Regions from separate parts of the Mus musculus genome. Here all the other regions are linked to region 3. Evidence: chromatin loops called from intact Hi-C (ENCODE). Cell type or tissue: heart. All regions are shown on one strand.

What was found. Peaks named below come from ENCODE experiments on the same cell type or tissue, not always from the same donor. Only the 100,000 strongest peaks of a DNase experiment are listed, where the experiment ranks them.
Region 1: it touches region 3 in a loop (3.0-fold over the local background); 2 of 42 quality-filtered maps call a loop at or near these places.
Region 2: it touches region 3 in a loop (9-fold over the local background); 14 of 42 quality-filtered maps call a loop at or near these places.

What each region holds. Positions count from the first base shown.
Region 1 is chr13:48,994,383-49,002,382 of GRCm38, forward strand. No RefSeq gene overlaps it. Among named protein-coding and RNA genes, the nearest start is that of Fam120aos, 30 kb to the left of the region's middle. In heart, a CTCF peak has its summit at 4,430 (motif pointing left); a DNase peak (open chromatin) is centred at 4,409; H3K27ac peaks cover 236 bases.
Region 2 is chr13:48,651,982-48,659,981 of GRCm38, forward strand. Gm36606 (a long non-coding RNA gene) reads right to left here. Exons shown (of 4, transcript XR_382336.3): 2 at 3,051-3,192; 3 at 1,978-2,178; 4 at 741-989. Among named protein-coding and RNA genes, the nearest start is that of Gm36606, 6.8 kb to the right of the region's middle. In heart, CTCF peaks have their summits at 2,004 (motif pointing right) and 3,854 (motif pointing right); a DNase peak (open chromatin) is centred at 3,930; H3K4me3 peaks cover 1,881 bases; H3K27ac peaks cover 162 bases; H3K27me3 peaks cover 6,735 bases.
Region 3 is chr13:48,728,247-48,736,246 of GRCm38, forward strand. Gm36784 (a long non-coding RNA gene) reads left to right here. Exons shown (of 3, transcript XR_382338.2): 2 at 5,027-5,238; 3 at 5,634-5,838. Among named protein-coding and RNA genes, the nearest start is that of Gm36784, 24 kb to the left of the region's middle. In heart, CTCF peaks have their summits at 3,505 and 4,518 (motif pointing left); no DNase peak of the experiment used is centred here; H3K4me3 peaks cover 1,945 bases; H3K27ac peaks cover 701 bases; H3K27me3 peaks cover 7,624 bases.

The DNA of each region.
Region 1 (8,000 bases), 270 kb after region 3:
ACAGGTATGTCTGTGTGCCATGTATGTGCCTGGTGCCTTCAGAGGCTAGAGTGGCACTGCTAATTGGACTCAGTGGGTTACAAAAAAAAAAAAAAAAAAAAATAACAAAGACGAGACCATGAAAGTGAGAGAATAATGATAGGGGAGACTAGGGACAGAGATGCTCAAGGTACATTATATGAAGCTGTCAACAAATAACAGATATTCCTTTAGAAAACAATGTCAGAGGGGCTGCGAAGATAGCTCGTTAGTCACCTCTGAGTTCTGTTCACACTTCCCTCCCTAGGTGCCCCCATAACTTAGCTCCAGGGAGTCTGACACCTTGTTCTGGCCTCCAAGGGTACCTGCAAGGAACATGTATAAGTACACACACACACACACACACACACACATACATACACACACATACACCAGGAACATGTAGATATATGCATACACATACATATAATAAATTTAGAAAAACTTAAAATCAAGTCAAATAACAATTAATACATGTCTGACTTAAAAGAATGCATCTTCACTCATTCTGCTGTAGCTAAATACAGACAAAGATCTCCTGCTCATCTGTAACCCTGCACACGAGACTATCTGTACATTTGTTGGATAAATGAGTGCTGTGGAGGTTGTGCTCAGCTCTTTTGTCATGGGCCACAGAGAGGAAGAACTTGTTAACCTGTTGCTAAGCAACAGTACTTCCTGGACCAGGACTTCTGCACAGTAAAGGGAGGGTGCCTTGCAGATCTACAAAGGAAAGAGCGGGCACAGTGCATGCATGAATAGAGAGACAGGAAGCCACCTCTGGAAACCAAGCAGAGGATTCAAGTGAGCATCTGAGAAGGCAGCCCCAGTCCCCATTCTCAAGTTCTGCCAGCTCCTAATCCCCACTGAAGACCGGAAGACTGACCCTGCCACCACTTCATGAAATCAAAGTGAAAACCAGCCTAGTGCATTTTATCGACATTTTATTTATAAAACTTTGCTAAGATCCTCAAGTGCTCAGAGGATTACAAACAGTGCTTGCCACCAAGCCTGAGGACCTGAGTTTGATGTCTAGGACCCACTCCCACAAGTTGTCCTCTGACCTCCACATGAGCACTGGGGTATATGAATCACACATATACAGAGACTGGCATTATCTCTCCCTCTCCCTCTCTCTACACACACACACACACACTCACTCTCACACACAAATGCACTCATGCACACACTCACACATAGGTGTACACATACACACACTAAATAAATATCATTTAACAAAACCTACCATCTTCACAGTGATAAGAGAAAAAGCACTAAGATTTTACTCAGAGTTCACGGAGTTCTGAACCTGAACTTTCTGAACCATCTCACCAGCCCCAACAGAACAATTTTTAAAAGATTTATTTATTTTATTTATAGGAGTACACTGTAGCTGTCTTCAGACTCACCAGAAGAGGGTATCAGATCCCATTACAGATGGTTGTGAGTCACCATGTGGTTGCTGGGAATTGAACTCAGGACCTTTGGAATAGCAGTCATTGCTCTTAACCACTGAGCCGTCTCTCCAGGATCAGTTTTTTTAAAACTGTGGTAAAATACACAAAGCTAACTTAAGTGGAAAGGTTAGCTTCATTAAGATTAGAGACTTAGATTTTCCCTTTTTAAATTTAAAACGTTAATTCTATAGTGCAAGTATTTACAGAATAACTTAATACTTTTTTTTTTTTTTTTTTTTTTTAAAGACAGGCTCTCATTGAAACTAGAGCTTGCTATGGGGGCTAGGCTAGCTGGCCAGGAAGCTCCAGGGACCTGTCTAGTTTTGTAACCCTCCGCCCAGAGCTGGGGTAACAGATGTACTGCCTGGCTTGTGTGTGTGTGCGTGTGTGTGTGTGTGTGTGTGTGTGTGTGTGTGTGTGTGCGTGTATGCTTAGGGTACAAACTCAGCTCCTCTTGCTTGCTCGGTAAGCACTTAACTCTCTGAGTCATGTCCGAGGTCCCAGGCTTCGTCTCTTAATGACCCTGCTCTGCCTTACACATCGTCAGCTGACGACTAAACTCCTAAACCATGAACTAATAGAGAACACACACATTCCTACCCAGACTATAGCACAGTTATGACCTCTTTGGTGTTGCTGATTACAAAATGAAGCAGGACATGCCTTAGTTTCATCTCCCACTGCTATGATCAAATACTCTGACAACTGCAGCTTAGAGGAGAAAGGGTTTACTGAGCTCCCACTTCTGGGTTATAGGTCCATTGCTGTGGGGGTAGTCAAGCCTGCAGGAACTTCACGTAGCAGCTGGTCACATTATAGTTAGGAAGCAGATAGTATCACAACAGTGCTACTGTGCAGCTCATAGTCCCCACTGGAACACATCCCAGGATCCCCAGCCCAGGAGTGGTTTCACCAAACTTGGTGGGCCTTCTTATTATCAGTTACCGTTGTCAAGACAGCTATGCCCATTGGGCAAATGTTCTAGACAATTCCTCACTGAGACTCTCTTCCTAGGTGATCCGCGATTGCATCAAGTTGACAATTAAAACCAACCACCTTGTGCTGTTGCCGTGGGAAACCACTTGGTAGCTGTGCAGAAAGTTAAACTTAGAACTGTCATATGCTGCAGTGTTCTGCTTCTAGGCATTTAGCCCCAAATAACTGAAAGTAGATAGAAAACAGACACTTTGTGCTAATGTTCATTGAGGCTTCATCCCCAGTAGCCAAAGATGGGGAAAACACAAATCCTCACCTATGAACAGGTGAGTGTAAAAAATTAAAATGTTACATATATGTTACAGTATGTTAACATAATTGTAACATAAATGTTACATATACTAAATGGAATAGTTTAACAATAAAAGTAATGGAATTTTGACTCATATACTAAATGGAATAGTTTAACAATAAAAAGAATGGAATTTTGACTCATAAACTACATGAATTGTGCTAGCTTTCTGTCACTGGAACAAAGAACCTTAGAAAATACATTTATAAGATGGACAGATTTACTTATATAAGTTCTCAAGCTCAGGCTTGGCCTCAAAATCCATGTTTGTCCTCAGTGACCCACCTTCCAGTAGGCCTCACCTCCTTGAGTTTGCACCCCCTCCCAACACCACCATCCCCCACAGCTACTAAGTCTGACATCATCATGATGGTGTAGTATGCTGTGCTGAGTGAAACAAGGCCCACACCAAAGGACAAACATTGTATGGCTCAGTGACTTTGAAGTATTTAGAACTGGTAAATTTGCAGAGAAAAAGTGCATGGGGCAAACAGGCTGAGGAGAGGGGACTCGTTCATGGGGACAACTTTAGAATGATGTGTTTCTGGAAACAGCTACAATGTTTGCAGGAGACTCTGAGTACCATTAATGCAGCAGTATTTACAAATTTAAAAGGGTTAAATGGTGGATGTTATGTTGTATATATTTTACCAAAAACTTAGAAAATATAATGGGGGGGGTTGTTGGAGAGACAGTCCACTGATTATGAACACTGGCTGTTCTTGCAGGGGATCCAGGTTCAGTTCTCAGCCTCCTCGAGGTGTCTCACACCTGTTTATAACTTCAGTTCTAGGGGATTCAGAGCCCTCCTGGCTTTATAGGACACTGAGTACTCGTGGTGTACAGACATACATGTAACCAAAACACCCATATACATAAAATGAAAATCTTAAAAATATATATTTGGGTACTGGGATCTATCTATCTAGCACTTGCCTGGCATGCGAGATGCCCTAGGTTCTGTCCTTAGCACTAAAACCCAAATTCCCCCTCTGCAAAGGAAAGGTACCTACTGCATTCAAACACAGCCCCACTCCCGGCTCTGTGAGACAAGTGAGAAAGATGTCATGAGACATCCATGCAACTCCTGGAATGTCTCTACCCACAATTCCCTTCCGCAGCCTACCTCCTCAAAGCTGTATTCTCAACAAAGAACTCCTGCCTTGAAAGTCCTCAAACAGCCTTTCAGTTAGATAAGCTAATGACCCAGAAGTGGCTTCTCTGTGCTAGGTCTCATTTCTTCATGATGAGCTGAGCTGAGATGGGTTAGTCAAATGCCTACTGATATCGGCTTCCAATTTGTACACACCCAACTGTTTTAAATAGCCTCCAGACGATCAGATTTTAAGTCACTTAGAACCTGCCTGGTTTGCATACTGGGAAACCTGGGCCCAGCGTTTGCTAAAGTTAAGATTAACCCCCAAACTGTGATGACCCTGGAGTCATTGTTGTTCCTGGGATTCTGTGACCTAGACTGTCCCCTCCACACTGCCGGGTCATATCACCCAGCCCCGCCAGCACTCCCACAGCTCTAAAGGGTCTCTCTCCTTTGTGTGTGCTCCCCAACCTCTGACCACCTCTTGCCCAAGGGACTTCCATAGACTCACCTCTTCAAGTTTTTGAGTTCTACTGCCACCTTGTGGTCACATTTCCTTCGTACTCCCGTTTTCCTCTTGAACCCCAGTCCCAACTGTGATTGTTCTGAGTAGAGGGCCTCTTTGGAAGCAGCCAGCAGATAGGATCACAGAATCAAACAGCCTGGCCTCTAGTTTTGTCATCCTGCAGGTGGTTGGCTGTGAGCCTAGACCGGGACTCGAGTTCCTTGAAGCCTCATCTATAAAAAGGGACCAACAGAGGTACCTGTCGTGAGGTGCCGTCTTAAGGATTAAATGGGTTGTCTACCCAGAAAGAGTCTGATCCAAGATAAGTGCCCAAGCAGTAGAGCTGTGGTTTTCTGTGTGAATGAAAGAGTATTCAGGTTCTTTGAAGCTCATCAGGGCAAAATTTCATTAATATAGCCTCCGAATACATTTCAGTTCACAGGCACATGGTAGACACAGCGTGTTAACAACTCTGCAATCTGTTCAATGTAATAATATATTGGAAGACAGTTTTGGGTGAGACCCACAGGTCGAGATCATAATATTTTTGGCCTCAGAAGTCCTCCAAACAAAACAGGCCATTGCCATTGTTCCTAAAACTTAGCATTCCCCCAAACTCTCCAAGGCCCTAGCCAAATTCAGAGTTACTTGAACCCCTAGCAGTAGAGTCAACCAATCAAGAGAAAAGTCATCTATCCCTCCATGGAATTCCCCTAAACCTGCATAAAAGAATGCCTGCAAGCCCCCTCAAAGGGTCTCCACTTAGCTCTGGAGTACCCCTGCATGCTGATCTTTTCTGCAGAATAAACACTCTTTGCCTTTGCATACTATTTGAGCCTGAGGTGTCATCCTTCAGTGATTCACAGACCCTAACAGCAGGATCTAGAAAAATCAAGCTGGAAGTGTGCCAGAAGCCTCTTCCCTGCTGGGTAGCTTCCACAGTGCTGGAAGGGGCTGTACAGGACTCTAGAGAAGAAACATCACCGGTAGAATTGCCTAGCAGTATATCCTCCAGGATATAACACTAGCTGCACACAAGGTATGCCAACTGGCACATTAGTGGCATGACTGTTAATGGGATAATCAAATACTTTCTGATTGGATTTGAGGCTCACTCACTGGGAGGGAATCCATGTCTGGTACTGGTCAAAAGCCCATAGCTGGGGACAACATAGGCTACAGTGGGAAACCTATCAATATTGTTTTGCTAAGTGGACACTGCTTGTAAAACGTATAAATGCCTTCTAAATATTTATGTTTATGCCTATAGAATAGTGCTACTTTGATCTTAGTTACCAAAGCTTAGTTTTGCAATGGGTAGTGTGTTGGTGCCAAAATGTGTAACTAGTCAAACTGCAATGTATAGGTAACTGTTAAATGTTTAACCCTAAACATAACATCCGCGTCCACCCTCTCCTCAAAACTCGGGGACGTCACTGAAGAGTGGTTGGGGAAGAATGTAAGAGTTAGCCTGGCAGTGGTGATGTAAGCCTTTGGTCCTAGCACTCAAGAGGCAGAGGCAGGAACATCTCTGTGAGTGCAAGGCCAGTCTGGTCTACAGAGTGAGTTCCAGGACAGCCAGGCCTACAAAGAGAAATCCTGTAAGATGCAAGTAAGAGCTGAAGGGTGAGGAGTTCTGTGAAATGATGTCATCTGGTCATGCCATGGTCACTGCACATATGAACTCACAGCAGCTGTGGTTACATGCCCAAGACCTGCACAAAACAGAGCCCATCAGCACTCCAGCATTTATGAAAGAAGGCCTTCTGAGACCCGCACACCGCCTCCCCCTTAGTAAGGAGCTAGTCAGTTAATGCTGCTTGGGGAGGGGGGAACATTTTTTTTCTTCCAGTGGAGTAGCGTCTGATAATTTGCCCATGGTCCAATAAGTAACCTCAAACCCAAATAAAAGAAATGATAAACTATGAAAAGGAAAATAATAACAACAATTTAGAGCTCAGTTGGTCAAATACTCACCCGGTAAGCATAAGGGTCGGGATTCAGTGCCCATGCAGAGAATGCTGAGTCCGGTAGGGTCAATGCAAACCCAAAACTCTCACCTCAAAGGGAAGGAAAGAGTGTTTATTCTGAAGCTAAATATGAGTGGCCAGGGCTAGGGAATGCAGGTTCAGGCTACCCCAAATTCCTTATTCCAATGTGGTAATGGTTCAATAAAGTTGGGTTTTGTTTGTTTGTTTGTTTTAGCAACAGAACAAAGAATGTTATAAATGAAGACACTTTTTACAAATATTGGCGAAGACATTACAGCAGAGCAGCTAGAGGCTTCAGATGCTAGTCGATGACACTCTTAACTTTTTGGCTGGTAGAAAGAGGTTTTGTCCAGTTAATACATTCTGAAGGGTTTTATCTGTTAGTCACAGGAAGTTAGGTGAGACATGGAGTACTAAGGGATGGTGGTTTAGGGGGCCAGAGATAGCCCAAGATAAACTGTAATTTGGCTGTGAACCTGCAACTTCCCAACCTCTGCACAGTCACTGGAGTCCTAATGGGTTAATCAGCTTTGAGGAAGGTTCAACAGATGAAGAGCTTCTGTCTGGGTCCTGTCCCCTCAGCAGTGCTCCCTGGAGCTCAATGATGCACCAAACCGATGAGACATCCTGTCTTAGTGGTGCCTGAGGGAATGACACCCCTGTAGCCTCCACGGAGACATGCATGTATCGGTGCCCCCTCCCCACTCAAAAATCATTCTTTTTGTTTGAGACAAAATTTCATTATGCAGCCCAGACTGGCTTCAAACTTACAACCCTCCTGCCTCTACCTCCCAAGTTTTGGGATTTCGTGTGTGTATCTGATGTGAGATAATTTTTACATAGCTCTATTACAGGGTGATAAACATACACATTGCTATCTGGGGGCAGTTGAGTGGTCTTTTTTTTTTTTTTATATGCTGGTGTCTGGAGTTATGAGAGGTCTTCTCTTTCTTCCTTACTTTGAGTTTTTATTGTTGGTACAGTGCACCCAGAAACATGACAGTGACAGAAATTAAGCAGAGGAACAGTGACAATGGCAGAGTCTGTTGGGGTAATGGCAATAGGCAGCACTGAAGATGGAGAACGGCCAGGGCCAAAACCACAGGGAGCAGAAACAGGACGGCAGGGCTATGAGGAGCTGACAGTGCTGCAGGCCCTCTCCCTGGAAGCCTCTGGGGAAGCTGCCAAGACTTCAAAGCTGAGCAAGGCCTTCAGACACAGTCTGCCCAAGGGCTTTAGTATCTCCCGCTTTAGGGCCAAGATTGCTGGCAAAGGAAGCAATTCTCCCTGCCTGTCCATAATACCTGTTTGGATAGCATAAAAAGTCCCTAGCTGATCAGTTACAGGGAGACTTCAGAAATAAAACATGTTCCATACCTGTAGAAACAGAGGCTACACCATGGACTCTGTCTCAGTAAGCAGGAGCTAAGAGCTGGGCAGAATCTTCATTTCCTGTTAATAGTCCCCATAGAAGACAGTCACATGCTGTCCAGTGCAGCCACTGCTGAGCACAACGCTGAGGGACATTTTCTCAAGTTCTGTAGATTGCACTAGAGTCCAGAGAGAGTACTTCTCCAAAACAAGTTCTTTTATTTTTTATTTTATGTATGCATGTAAATCTTAGTTAGGGTTTTACTGATGTGAA
Region 2 (8,000 bases), 76 kb before region 3:
AAGCTCACAGCTGTTTGCTCCAGTCACAAGCTTGTCCAGTGTGTGTGCTGCTGGCCTGAGGGGGAGTTTACCACACAAGTGACTCTGAGATCCAGATCCCTTCACCTCCGCTCTTCCCCATCCTCTGTGTCTAGGCAACAAAAGGCTCAGACAGGTGGAATGGCATTCATTTGGTTAATGGTAAATCCTACTTCAGTATTTGGAGGATGGTTCAGTCAGTGAAGTGAGGGTCTGGGCCTATATCCTCAGCATCCACATAAAGGCCAGATGCCACAGTGCACATCTAGAAGCCCAGAAGCAAAGCACAGAGACTGGCAGCCAGTTGGTCTATCTAAAATGGCAAGTTCCAGGTTCAGCAAGAGACCCTGTCTCAAACCTAAGACGGAGGATCGATCAGTGACATGGTTCTACAATGAAGTCCCTTCCATGTGGTGGAAGGAGAGAACTACTCCCATAGCTTGTCCACTTGGAAGTGTAAGACTGGTGAGCCGTAGCTTATCGGGGACCCCCTGAGTGAACCACGCGGAGCCGGGAATCAATGCAAAAAGCAAGAGGAATTTATTGTTCCAGTGCACTGGGATCGTCCCAGACCTGAAGGAGAGGCAGCAACACCCTGAGGTGTTTGGTGACTTTGGTGAGTTTTTATATGGTTTCCAGGGGTGGAATAGAGCATCAGCAACTAGGTACAATATGATTGGCAGAATAGTGCACCCTTTAAACTGATTGGTCTTTAGGGAATGAGGTAGGAAGGGCTTACTCAGCCTCTCCCTTCTGGCCTACATGCTCTCTGGGCTGTCTCTTCCAGGAGGGGTCCAGTGGAATTTTCCAATGGCTCTCAGCTAACATCTTCAGAAGAAGTAGGGATTGGCTACAGTAAAGTTGAAGCTAGCTCCACCTGGGTGGTGCCTTTATTCTCCAGACTTCCCTTCACGTCTTCTTGGGGCCTCTGAGAGTATCCAGTAAGAGAGGCTGAGATGTGTCACTGAAGCCTGCTAGGGAAGAAGAGGGTGAAGGTGGAGCTGTGTCAGAGGCAAGGCTGACACAACAGATGCCAGGCCAGGGGCCAAGCAGCTGTCTCAGGACCAAATTCTATGCACGCTCATCCTGCCTCCCAGAGCCCGGCCCAGCAAGTTAAAAACTATGGGAGCAGGAGGAACCAACAGATCTGATTGGCAGCTGCTGCTGGCCCACCTTGGTCTATAACTCCCTTGCTGGTAAGCTCTGCTACTTGATTGGGTGTCACTGCTGATCCAGCTCAGGACCTGCCTAGGTTAGAAACACTTCCCCCCTCTGGACAATGTCCCCCTCTGAGTAGTAATTTCTATGTTTGTTTGTTTCATTTGCTTTGATTTTCCTGTTTTTCCCCCCAGGCTGACTTTGAATTCCTTGCAATCCTCCTGCCTCATTCTCCAGAATATTGGATCACCACATCTAGCTTGTTGTCACTTTTAATCATAGTAAGATGGTACCCTGTCAATGCCACACAGTTCCTGCCCACACCTATCAGCCTGGCAAAAGGGATTCCCTGAGCAGTGGCAAACGTTTCAGAGACAGAGAGAGGTCTTGGCCCCTTGGTAAGCAGGCTCACTGATGTGGTGACTCTAAAGTTTGTTCCTGGTTGTTGATGACAGAGACCCAGCTGGGCATCCTGGCAGACAGGCTTCCTGCCCAGGATCTCAGAGGCTGTGGGCCAAGTGTCTGCCCTGCTGTGGTCTCTGCTCAGCCAATGAAGTGTCTTCTTCTGAGCTCACCTGGATAGGAGGCAGACTCTCTTCCTTACTGCAGGGTTCTGGCCATTAGCCTTCCCCCAGCCCCACTCCAAGTCCCCAAGAACATCTCGGACCTCAGGAAGGCCCTAAAGGCTTCTTAAAGCCATCGCCCAATTAGATCAATCCAAGTCAATTAGCTCCTTAGCTAATTACAAATTACATTTGCCATAAAGGTAGCACGGTGTGGACCGCGGCGGCAGTGCTTTACCTTGGTGGATTATGCAAGAAACGGACACCAGGGGGCGACCTTAGAGTTAGCCTGCCACACGGATCTCCCAGCTTCCATGGACCAGCAGCAAAAAATAGCAGAGCGAGGGAGCCAATGATTTTCCAAGGTAGAGTGAGTTTTGAATCCGAAGTGCAAAGATAGAATGTGTTTCCTTCTTCTGGCCCTCACGTTGCTTATCCTCTAGGAAAGGGACACACAGGTTAAAGAGCTTAAAGTAATATCGTTTCTAACCCCACTTATTCCTGTGCAAACAGAAGGGAATAATCAGGACTGTCAGGCACAAGCCACATAGTCTAGTGTGGCAGTCTTCATTCCCTAGACAGAGATGTGGTGGGACAGGGTAGATTCAAAAAGAAAAAAGGGGTGGGGTGGGTGGTGACTTGCCCACTAGAGAGGCCAGTACTCTGGGTATCTTGAGCCATGGCATCTTAGGATAACTAGCCTGCTGTATACAAGCTGCTTCCTGGGCCCTTGCAAGCCCTCCCTGTCCAATGGTCAGGTCCTGGAACTCAGGAAATGGAAGGGCTGATGCAGCCCATCTCCACTCAGCATGAGGTAAGGCCCATGGTGCTGGGTTCAGATCCAGAAGTGAAGCATGGAGTGTGGAGTAGAGCAGTAGAGACCTCTGGTCAGCTGGGGCTTCGAGGCTGAGCCTCAGTAGCTGGGGGGTGGGGGGGTGGGGTGAAGGAAGAGTGGGTGTGGAGTCAGAAGGTAGCACTGAAGTATCCTCAAGGGACTGCTGGTTCCAAAGCCAGCCCTGCTAACTCAAGCAAATGGGCCACCACTCCTCTATGCCTTCTGGTAGTCTCCTTGCTGGCAAATTAAAGGTAAAAATGTCCATCTCAGCTAGATGTGGTGGCGCACACCTATAATTCCAGTACTTGAGATGCTGAGGTGGAAGGATCACAAGTGGGAGGTCAGCCTGGGTTAAATATTGGGGGGTGAGGGCAGCTTCCTGGAGTAGAAGATATAAGACTAGATGAGACATCACGGGAACAGGGAAGGATTCAGGGCCTTGGAGGATAGATACCTTGTTGAAAAAGCCATGCTACCTCAGGTGCTTCTGGAAGTAACTTGGACTTCATGTTACACCATGCCACCTCTGTAGAAAGCTGTCTCCTGCCTTGCCATGCCCATAGCCTTGGGTCATCCTTGCAAGCTCCTAGGTCCACCTCAGCAGCTGGACTGTGTTCCCTGAGAGCAGATAAAATGTCATTTTCTTTCCATCGGAAGCGCCAGTGAGGCAGTACATGACCAGGGAAAGAAGATACTAGATTTTCTTTCTTTAAAAAAAAAAAGTTTGACTTAGGTTGCTGCAGCAATGGCTGAGGAGGTTAAGGGCCCTTGCTGCCCTTCCAGAAGACCCAGGGTTGGTCCCTGACACCCCACTCCACATGTTGTTTCACAACTATCTGTAACTAACTTTACAGGATCAGTTCAGATCCCCAGAATCCATATTAAAAAGTTAGGAATGGAGGTGCACACCTATAGCCCCAGTGCTGGGGGGAAAGAGATGGGACATGTGGGGATCACTGTACAAGTGGTCTTGCAAACAGGGGAGCCCCCAGGTTCAATAAGAGACCCTGTCACAAAATAAGATTCAGTTAAGTAGACAAAGACACACAATATTGCCCCTAGCCTCAACGTGTATCAGATGTGTACACCATCCACAAACACACGCACACACCACACACACACACACACACACACACACCGTTTTCCCACTCCTGGCTCCCGGCAACCCCTGCTCTGTTTGTTTCCACATGCTGGCCTCAAGCGGTCTGATTTTCCCTTTCCAGAGATGTCCCCAGTGAGTCTAGTTTAGACATAATGTGACCAGCAGAGGGCAGAAGAATCCTGGAAGATGAGGGGGTGGAGCAACGAGCCCGCTTTTGAGCGAAATTTCCTGGAAAAAGTCTCAACTGGCCTCACAACTATAAAAGCCACTCTTCTGCCATATTCTTCCCCTTTGCCTAGTCCTTGCAGAATTTGTCACTTGGCAGCTGCAAAGGCTCAGGGCTTGGGAAACCCCAGCAAGTCCGGGCCACAGCCTCCTGTCCATCCATGTATCAGCAGCTGGAGAGGATTTAGATGGAACTGAGGGAGATGGGAAAGGATGTAGCCAGGGTGGGAACTCTCTCCCCTGGGGTGGCCTTCCCTGACACTGATGCTCCAAGTCACTGGGCTCTCAGAGGACTGTAAGGTCTGCCACTGAAGGGGATGGGTACCCGGGCACCCCATCACAAGGAGTGTGCAGGGTAAATGACTCGGCTCCAAAGACTTGTGTGAGACTGACTGAGGAGATGACTGTGTAGCTGGACTGACCTGTAATCCCAGGACTTGGGAGCTGGAGGAAGAGGATCAGGAGTTTAAGACTAGCCTTGGCTACATAGTACAGAATTGCCTGTGCTATATAAGACACAAACAGAGTGGGATGGAAAGGAAAAAATAAATAAAAAGAGATATCAGGAGGGAGGCACAGGCGGGTGAGTTCCTCAAGTTCAAAGCCAGCCTGGTCTACATAGGGAGACCCACCCCCACCCCCATCTCAGGAAACTTAAAAAAGGAAAGAGAATGAGACAGAGAGAGAGAGAGAGAGAGAGAGAGAGAGAGAGAGCTGCATTTTATTCAGTTAAGGGTTTGGGTATGGTATTGGTATTCCCATTTTAAACTGATGAAAATGTAGGAACATTTTAAATTGCTGGGGGGAAAAAAAACAGAGACAGGCTGAGGAGATGGCTCTTGTGACACTCAGGGTGCCACCAAACAAACAGGTGCTTCTCTCAGTGGTGAGGGGACAACTAAACACATTTTAAAGCTACAGTAACCCAGAGAGAGAGAGACAGAGACAGAGACAGAGACAGACAGAGAGAGACAGAGACAGACAGAGAGAGACAGAGACAGAGAGACAGAGACAGAGAGTTGCAGTCTGAAGATGGATTATAGCCCAAAAAATTGGTGAACGGCCATTCCCCGCCTGATTTCATAAGGTAGTCATGCTGGAAATTGAGCTCACACTTTTCAGTGGTGGGAAAAAAATCAAGATGGGAATACTGTTTCATGATGTGAAGATTGTGTCAAAGTTAAATTTCAGGGCACACAGATGAAGTTGGACTGGAGCAGAGCCACGTGACCTGAAACAGTCAACACATGACCGAAAAAGCATGAGGTTTGTACTTGTCTATATTCTTACAGTAAAAGTAAAAGGCGTTTGGTCCCTGGTGGAGGCTGTTAAGAGTGGGCAGAAACATCTTCAAGAGAGACACACCCCACCCCATCCCTCATGCCCTCATACCCCAGTCCTAGTTGGAGTCAGAGGCCTGAGGATCAGGAGCCTAGAACCCATCTCAGTAACAGCAAATTCAAATTTGAGGCCAACCTGGGCTACAATGAGACTATTTATAAACAAACAAACAAACAAACACCTGTCTCTTTGGGTTTTTGTTTGTTTGCTTGCTTGTGTTGTTTGTTCATCATTTGGGGAGAACATTTGGGGGGAGGGAGGTCCTGGGTGCTCAGTGAGGTCACCTGTGGGTATTTGTGACATGTGATCAGTTAAGCCTGGCCTTTAAGACCATTCCTGGCGCCATAGTGAATTTGAGGCCACCCAGAGCTACACAAAACTCGAACACAGAAAAATACCATGTGAGGAGAGAGGGCGGAAAAGCACAGAACATGCAGAGGTGGCAGTAGCCGATACCCTCACTACATGCCAGTTCAGAAAACAGACAGGAGCAAGGTAGCCTGGATTCATGGTAGGAGGCTGGTCTTGGGGACTTACATCTGAAGAATATGGTGGCTGTATCTTCTCCATGCCCCTGGGAGGACCCAAATCCCTTCTGAGGCAAAAGCATCACCAGAGCTGACAATGTCCTCCTGAGGGAGTGGAAGGAAAGAGCCTCGCAAAGCTGCCCAGCTCTGCTGCTCTCACCCGTTTGAGTTTCCTGACAAGCCTTGTATTTGGAGCGCTGTCAGGGAGGACCAGGGACTCCTCCCACGAATGCAGTGCAGCTAAAGAGCTCGTGGGATAGCGTCTAGATAGATTCCGGTCTGTCTCACCACCGCTGACTCCTCATGGTGCTCAGGCTAGAATGAGACCCTACCCCATAAACAAGCCAGAAACCCCTCCAAGGGCTCTGTAGATTTAATTCCTTACTAGAAGCATTAAAGATCAGGGTGTCTGCAACGGGTGCCACAGGCCTTTGTGACTGCCTCTACCTTAGCTGTTAGAAATAATGGGGGAACTATGATTTAGCGATCCCGGGCGGGCGGGGGGGGGGGGGACGACAGAAAGGCGCAAGGGATCCTGTGCTAGAGTTGGGGAGATAAGAAGAGGGAGAAATGGGTGAATGGGAAATTGAAAAAAAAAAAAAACAAAAGGAAGAGAGTAAAAAGAGGGTCGTCTTCCATCCCGACATTTCTTACTATCTTCCAGCTGCCACCACTCTGGTGCCTCTTCTTTTCTGCAGCAAAAACTTTTCTGCAAGGCCAGTCTGCGGTTTTTAAATTTAACCAGGACTTTGGCAGAATCCCGGGTGCGAGCCAGGCGGCCAGAGCGGGTGGCGGGGCACCTGCCCACAAAGGGCTTGGAAGCGTTGCCTCAAGACTGTCAGTCACCACGACGGTCATCTCTTTACCCAAAGGGACAGGAATCTTGCAGTCCCCAGCCTGCACTCTGCGCGGAGTTCAGAATCTCTGTTGGCCCGGGCTCCCAGGTTCTGCATTCGCTGTCCAGTGGAGCCACATCACCACGCGAGCCACGGAGCCGGAGCCGCAGTCAGCGACCACTGTCTTGGGAGTGACCTGGTTCTCACCTCTAGTCTGGGGTCGCACCGGAAGCCGCTAAAGGCAGGGGTGGGTGTGAAACACCAGCGAAGAATCGCCAGGAACCTTGACCATCAACAACCGGTTCCTTGGAGAGCGCTATGGATATATCTTAACTCAAAATTCCAAAGGAAATCACACATTGTTAAACAACAACCCCCAAGGACACAAAGGAACCAATCTCAAAGATCGTATCTGCAAAGGCACTGTCACGCAAAATGCATTTCGACTTCCAAGCTCCGGGAAGAGTCAGGAAAGACTCAAAACGAAAGTCCACAAGGATATCGAACTACCCATAATGAAACAGTTACAGAGACCGGCTCTCCAACGAAAGGCAACTTAGATGTGATCTGTGAGTGTGGGGACCGCGTATTTTTATAATCTCGACGGTTTTGTGTATTGAAGCCAAACTGATGACCTCTTTCTAGCAAAGTGCAGGGCGCAGACGGCAGCCTGCCCAGATCACACGTTGCCCTCCAGGTCCAGGCGATGGTCATCTGAGTTGAAACGTATTCCGTGCTGAAGGCCACCCGCCAAGGCCACCACCGCAAACCTGCCTGGAGAGGCAGGCTTAAAACACCCTAGTTGGGGCTCTCCAGGGTGTTTGTTCCTGGAAAGAAGACCCAGAGCGCTGCTCTGGGGCGAACGAACTTAGTGGGGCTTAGAGCTTACTGTAAACTGGGGACGGTTTCCGGAAAGTTGTTTGGCCCACAGAAGTTTTAAGAAATCTTCCTTCCAGACACCCGGGGTCCCAAATTCAATTTGCTGAATGAGATACAGATCGGTTGCAAGTGGGAAAGTAGACAAAAAAGAAATCTTCAAGGTTTAGGGAGGCTTGGAGGGGAGCCCCACTTAGAAGCCCCCTGAGGCTGGTGGCTGAACTGGCTTTGGGTTGCTCCATCTGCTTAGTGGCATAAGGGACTACCACTTCCCGGTTAGATTGCCTGCAGAATTCCTTCCCTCTTGGAGGTGCTTTGGAAAGAAACTGCAGCTGGAAGCGGTGCGCGTTGAAACCTCACATCCCTGCTCTGGGGTTCAGCTGTGACCCATCCCTCCCTTCTAACCTGCCACAGCCAGCTGAAGCCCCGGGGTCTTCCGGGTTCGCAAGTGGGAAATGGGACGGGTTCCGCGTACAAGGGTCCCCTCTTGGCGGAAGAAACTGCGCCAAGGATCTCCTG
Region 3 (8,000 bases):
CACAGAGCACACATATATATATACACACACCACACACACACACATATATACACACAGCACGGAGACACACACACATATATACACACAGAGCACATATACACAACACACCACACACACACGGGAGACACAGATATATATACACACATATACACACACACACCCCACACACACATACACACACCCCACACACCCCACACACACACATACACACACTATATACACACACACACATATATATACACAGAGGGCACACACACACCCTATCACACACACACACCCCACAGACACACATTGTATATATACACAGGGGGCACATACACGCTCCTGTGCACACACCCCCCCACACACACACATATATATATACACACAGCACATACACACACCATACCATACACACACCACACACACACACATATATACACACAGCACACACACATATACACACACTACACACACACACCACACACACACATACACACACACATATACACACACTACACACACACCACACACAAACACACACACACGCACACAAAACAAACCTCCTCAACACTTAGCAGCCAGGCTGTAACTCCTGTCTCAGGCAGCCCCAGTTTACCCTTACCAGTTTTATGTGTTAAGCATGGACACCCGGACACCCCGGGGTTTGGGAACATGAATGGTCCTATGGTCCCTTTCTCTGGGCTCCCCAAACCTTGGTCTCTCCATCCATAAAATAGAAGTATTGAGTGCTACCCCACAGGCTTTATGGGTTAAATCGCATCCTTCCCTACAGGTCATTTGTGCTAAAGACCTCATCTTGGAGAAAAGGGGGGAGGCCGGCAGAAGAAACTGCAGAAGACTGGATCTAGCAGCTCACCACACGCCTTTGAAGTGGGAGCTGGTACCCTGGGTCTTCGCCTCTCTATGACTTTCTGGCTGCCATGAGCTATGCAGCTTCATTCTGCCAAGTGTTTCAGCCACAACGTTCTCTGCGAAGGCTTGTCGCCAAAGTGTCCAAGCAGCTGTGGACAAAGCCCTTTCCTTTTCCTTTTATGTGGGTCCTCTTCCTTTTGACATACACCAATAAAGGGACCGAAAGGGGGAGGAGAGAAGGAGGAGGGGAGAAGGGGAGGAGGAGGAAAGGAGGAGAGGAGGAGAGGACGAGCCTGGGACTCATGAGGGATCCAGACTAGTTGTGGAGTGACAGGTGAGAAAATCAGAAAGGGCTGAAACAGGTTCCGGGACAAAAGGGAATCCAAGGGGACAGTCAGTGTCCCTGACCAGCAAACTCTGGACTCAGTGTCAAAGCAGGTTTCCAGGGATCCATTAGCACAGGTGACATCTTACAGGCCTCAACAACCACACCTGGGCAAGGAAGGGGGGGAGGGAGGACAGAGATCCTACTATAACCCACACTCAGTGCCTCCCAGCTGCCCAGCACACTAAGAACCCTGTGGTCACTCAGGAGCAAGGGTTCCCTCTGCCCCGGTAGGATCCTCACAGGCAGGGGTGGGGTGGGGGAACCTTGTGTCTTCCAACATCCACCCTTAAAGCTGAGCCCTGGTCTGCTGCCCCCCAGGGCCCAGCTCTGGACAGCCCGACTAGGCTATGAATAGCACACAGCCCTTTTCCTTTCCAAATATAAAAATGTTTGCTTTCAATCAGGGGCGTCTAGGGAGATGGAAATTATAGGATCGGAGAGTGTCCTTGGGTAAAGAATGCTGAAAGCTCGTAGGGCCTCTGATTAGGGCTGGAATTATTCCTGCCGTAATATAAACAAGCCTCGCTGGGCTAATGGGGGGCGGGGGCGGGCCAGGAAATAGGGGCACATGCCACAGCTTTGTTTTCTCCTCTCCCTGAATGCCAGGGAACAGGCCTAGTGTCCCCGGCAGTCCAGCACTGGTGTGACCATGGACTGGTCCCTGCCTTGCAGGTCTGCTGTTCCCACTGTGGCAGGTGGGGACAGGCTTATGACATAGGCAAGATTGAAATGAACTATGCAAGTGATTGGGGGCGAGGGGGGCAGGCAAGGGAGAAAATAGGAAAACAGCACCCAAGAAGTCATTTAATCTACATTTCCCTAACAGTCAGCTAGCCAGTCAACAACACTGAATGGCCCCTCCCAGAGACATTGATGGTGAAAACATCTTCTGCCATCATGGGCTGAAAAGTAAAGAAACGAATACAGAAAGGGTAACTCTTAGCATCGTCGTGGCAGGAGCAGTGACCCGAGAAGGGAACTTTTGTCAGCTGCTCTCTACCTGGCTTGGGACAGCCATCTCTTCACCCCTTGCTGCTTTCTCTAAAAAACAAGATTATCTTTTTTCCATGGCACATGCCATGTGCCTGCCAGCGCCCAAGAAGGCTGGAAGAGGGCAACCTATCCCTTGGAGTTTCAGGTTTTTTGAGGCAGAGACATGGCTGCTAGGAACTGAACTCTGGTCCTCTGGAAGAGCAATTAGAAAAAGAGTCATCTCTCCCCTTCGTTGCTAACTTAATAATCAAACTTTTTCTTTTTTATCTATGTGCAGACAGATGGCTTCCACCTTTTTCTTTGAAGCCCCCGTCTACTTGTGGTTCCAACTGGGGATGGATCCTGAAACCGAATTACTAAGTAGCATGGTCCTGAGCTTTCGAGAAGTGTCAGAAGGATATTAAAGAGGGCAGCAACACCCAGCCCCCCCCCCACACACCCCCAGAGTGACTGCCACTGGGTCACTGTGCCTCATTTGTAAAATGGGTGCAAACAATAAAGTACTCCAAAGGGACCCCAAGAAAGGATGTGACCAACTCTGGTGAGAGCTGGTGACCTCCAGTCAGCAAGCACCCAAGAGGAAGGTGGCCCAACGTGTGCTGAGGTGGGCCTGTACTTTTGAAAAGCAGAAAGGAACCTGGCACGATGGGAGGGGACAGCTCTGAGTCCCCAGTACTGAACCCAAAGCCTTCTGTTCCTGTACTGAGCCCAGCATAGAGCAGGAAGTCAGGTGGCCAAGGATAGAGCTAACGTGTGACCAAAGGACAGGGTCCAGGCGACACCTGTTCGGCGTCCCCAAGACAGGAACACACCCAGCCAGGTTATCACCCGCCCTCTCTGCGTGGCTGCGGGATCAGGCGGATGCAGGTTGCTCCTTGAAGCTCATCTTCCTTGGAATTCTCGGGGGGGGGGGGGGGGGGGGGCTTCGAGGAGAGGCAGCACCGCAGGCTGGGAGGTGGGAACCGGGAAGCGGGGACCATCCCGGGACGGGGGCGGCTCTGGAATGCGGCCGCCTAGCAGATGGCCCCTGTGCGCCCTGCCGGGGCCGCCAGCGGTTCCGTATTTACACTACATTAATAATGGTTTAAACGCTCTCATAAATACATGCTGATTAATTGGCAATCCATTTGCCGAGGGCCGGCCTGCCAGACGGTTTCCTGGAGGCCCCGCTCCACATCCAGATAAACACGCTGGGGCCGGGCGCTAATGCACCGCCCCGCCCCAGTCCGCGGGCTGAGCTGCTCAGCTGCGCCTCCTGGGGAGCAGGGGACCCTCCAGGAGCCCCGGGGGCACGTGCGTCCCGCAGTGGCTGGCTCCCGGAGCTCGCGCCCAGCGGGGCCACCTCGCGGTTCGTCTTGGAGGCCCAGGGTCCCATGCCTCCCTAATGATGAACTTTAGGAGGTGCCTAGGCGCTGGGATGAACCCTGTTGTCTCACAGTGCGAGGCCACCTGGTCCTACTGTCATCTCAGCCTCCTAGCTCAACCTCCTTTCTCATCCCCTGGCCCAGGCCCCACTTCTGGGGGTGTCAAGAAAGAGGGATTTATTTCCATGGAGGCAGAGCGGTGTCCCCACGAGTCTGGGTAGCGACTTGGAGTCCAAGTCCCGAGGGAAGACTCACCTCACTCTGCCCCTGTCCCTGGGCAATTAGCGTTAGCCCTGCCACCTCCCCCTTCGCCCCCCGCCCCGGTCCCTTCTGAGTTCCGAGCTTCCAGCTCATCAATGCCAGCTGTTTCAGGCACATCTCTTGCGTCCATTCTACAGGTGGGAACATTGACAATCGCCTGCCAGGTGGCCTTGCTGGCAAGTGACAGCTCAAGACACCCCCACACGTCTGCTCCAGGCTAGAGTGTTGAAGGAATGAATGAATGAATACTAAAAACTCCGAAGGGGTGGATGGGGTGAGGGAGGAGTGTGCCCCCTCTGGTCCCTGCCCCGATGATTGGCTTTTAAGCTCGGGCAGACCTCGAGTGGGGAGGTCAAAGGTGGCTGCTGATGGCTGTCACTCAAACAAAATAGGCCCGTTTTCATTTTTCACTTGGGCCCAGACCCCTCCAAACAGACAGTGATTAGGTCCTGATTGAGCCTTTCCTCCGCCTGATGACTCCCACATGTGACCCGCTCCCAAATTACATGCAAATGTTCGCGGACGAGCTGCTGAAAACCCCAGCGGGCCCCAAAGGGGCCGGGTCCCTGCCGCGCCGCACCCCTCCCCCGCAGGTGCTAGCGGCCAGGTCACCAGCCTCACCTGCAGGGCCCGGGTTCTGTAGCGCCGCCTGGCGGCGACGCAAAACACACTCCATTTGCTGCGGGTGGATGATGGAGCTGACTTGGCTCCATGGCCTCTGTGGTCTTTGCACCGCGTGTCGCGTTCCCTAGGAGGAGGAATGTGTCGTAGCGCTTGTGATGACGGCCATTGGTCATTGCTGTGGCAGTGTGTAACCAAATAGCTGAGAGACAGAAGCCTCAGAGAGCACAGGCTTGGTGCTGTGGGGCCCGTGGCGCTCTTTGAGCTCTCCGCCCTTACATTCTGTGTGCTTTGAAAGTGACAGAGTCAATAGTCACACCATTGGGTTGTGCATGAAGGGAAATCGTGGATAGCAGCCTACAGGTCAGGGAGCCTTAAAAGTGCCCGGAGCCTCACCTGACACAGGGATCCTGGCAGCGGCTCCACAGCCAGCCTGGCTCATCTTCATGCCTAGCCCTCCGAGTTTATTAACACCCACCGTGAGTCTCCTGACTGAGGGCGCCGTGGCCCAGGGAAGCTCATCCGCCTGCCTTTCCTCACACAGCTGGGCAGCAGTGAAGACATCTGGGAGCATCCACAACTACAGGATGGGAGCTAAGGTTCTGACCTCTGCAGCACAGCCGGACAGCTCGAGCTGACACAAAGGCTTCTACCCATCCTGGGCCTTTCTCACAGGGAAGACCGCCACCACCACCACTACCACCACCCCTAAAATGCTGCAAGAAACAAGGCAGTGGCCGATCAGCTCTGTGCCTGGTAGGGGTTTCAGTCCCAAGTCAATGGAGGATGCCACGTAGTCACCCCTTCCTGGGGCCCCACATGGCTTCCAGACCTTTCCCCCTCATTTACCCATCCACCCATCCATCCAGGGTACGTTGGCTCTTGCCTGGGTCCCTGTTAGATCACTAGTGTCAAGGGAGGAGCTAGCTATTCTTGCTCAACTGGATCAAGTCAAACTTGAGAGGTATTCTGTGTGTGTGTGGGGGGGGGGGGAGGCAGAGAGATTCGGTATACATCTATGTCTAGGTGTGCTATGTGTGTGGTGGGGGTTGTGTGCTTGCATGTGGAGGTCAGAGGCTGACTTCAGGTGCCCTCTCTCTGTATTGATGCCACCTTCTTCTTTGAGACAAGGTTTCTCCTTTAACCTGCAGCTCACTGATTCATCGAGACCAACTTGGTGGGCGAGCCCCAGGGATCCTCCAGCCTTCACCTCTCCAGGCTGAGACTACAGGAGTAGGCCACTTGCCTGGCTTTTCACCTGGGTTCTAAAATTTCAAACTCAGGTCCTTATGTTTGTTTGTACAGCAAGCAGTCTACCAACCAAGCATGTCTCTAGCCCGTCTGCATTTAATTAATTAATTAATTAATTAATTAATAATTGTGTATTGCTTTGCCTTTTGGCTAAAATCATTTTATATTTTAAAATGTGTGGTGTGTGTGATGTGGTGTGATGTGATGTGTGTGTGTGTGTGTGTGTGTGTGTGCAGGTACTGGCAGAAGTCAGAGTGGGCATCAGATCCCCTCAAGCTGCAGTTTACAGATAGTTGTAAGCTTGGAACATGGGTGCTGGAACTGAACTCGAGCCCTCTGCAAGAGCAGTCGATGGTCCTCATTGCTGAGTCATCGCTCCAGCCCTCAGCACACATTTACAGTGCCATCTCTCACAGGGCCAGGAGGCACAGCAGAATGGTTCGCTATGACTCCCAGTTTGCAGGCGACCACCTACCGGCAGTGACAGCCATAAGATAGTGTTCATGCCCACCTGTCCTTACCCAGGTAGGAAAGACTGTGAAGTCATACACTTTGTGATGCAGGGAACAGATGTAAGAAAGGGATGGCCAGAATGTGAGACAAGAAGATGCATTTCAGAGATGCTGGGCAGGCAGATGGCCACGAAGGCAGATGGGAAGGGACTATTTATGCTTTGGATTGGGGCAAAGGGGAGTGGCTCTGGTAAACGGGCATTCAGCCTCACCATTGGGAACAACCAGGAGCCATTTCTAGAAGCAGAGGGGAAGACAGTGGAGCCATGTGCTCTTGACTGCTGTGAAGTGTGAGGATGCAGCCGTCTCCTGACAGGATGGAGAGCTCTCTATGCTAGCTCGTGAGGGGCATCTTCTCCAGAGTCTTCAGGAGAAAACCGAGAGAGAAGGACCTGTGAGCAGTATGGCTCCATCTCCACTCCCCACTCCCACCCCATTGCTTCCTGCACAGCAGTGGGTGTCACTCCATTCCCTGCTAAGCAGGAAGCAGTCACGAGCCCCACCCTCACCAGCAGGTGGGTGGCCCCTCATCAGCCTGCTGTGGAAAGTGAAATCACTTCTTCCAATTACGGTCGAATCTGGAAACTTTTTGTGCCTCCGACATTTCCTCCAGCCCAGGAGTTAATCAGCCCTCTGCTGTCCCCGCTGGGGCCAGGGTGTGGGGCACCAGGCCCGTGGTGCTCTAGAAAATTGTTTCTCATCGTCAATTATTGCCCATTAGAGCTAATGGTGGCACTTAATCACCGAACACTTATCTGGGGTGTTTTAAGCCACTGCAATGGCCTCCCTTCCACCTCCTCCCCCACCTGGGTTGAGCACAGCTCAAGCTGTTGCCAGGAATATGTATAGGTATATGTATTTAAACCAAATCACACATCTGATACCGTTTTGTTTGAAAAACGATCTTGCTTCGCCTCCCTCACGTCTGCTGGTCACACAGTGAAGTGTGTGTGTGTGTGGGGGGGGGCAGCAGATTCCTTGGGGACATGTCATCAAGACCTGGGGGAGGTAGGGTGCCTCGTCCAGCTACTCTGCAAACAGGAAGACACTGAACCCCAGCTACAGATGCGGAAGCTGGGGCTCAGAAGAAGAGACCTGTGCAGAAGCCAGAGAAGTGTGAGACCTCTCTCTTTCTGCTTCAGTCTAGATGGGGACAGGGTAGGAAGGTGATGGTGTGGGTTTAACCTTGGGACTGAGACAAAGGAAATGGAATGGACATACTCTTCTGTCCTGGCCCTGCCAGTCTCAGACATAAGGCAAGAAAGATTTGGAGCTAGGGGTTGGGAGGTTGCGGGGTGGCTCAGTGGTTAAGAGAGTTTGCTGTGCAAACAGGAGGACCTGAGTTCAATTCTTAGCACTCACACAGCCACAGGTACCTGTAACCCCAGCAAGACAAGATGGCTGGCTGGGGCTCGTTAACAACTAGCCTACCTCCAGGTTTTGTAAGAGACCATGTTTCAAGAGTATATCACAGAGAGCAATATAGCTGGACAGCTGAAGTCTCTCGCGCACATGTACACACACACACACACACACAGTTTATTTATTTAAGTTTTCTGGGTTTGGTTTCAGAGCTGGGGATGGAGCCCTCGGCACACTTGTGCATACTTGGCAAATGCTCACTGAGATGCAGCCACAGCCCTTTTATTTTGAGCCAGCATCTCACTGAATTGTCCATGTTTGAGTCAAATGTGCTCTGTAGCCCAGGCAGGCTCTACCCTTGTGATCCTCCGCCTTCCGCTTAGGTCCCATGGT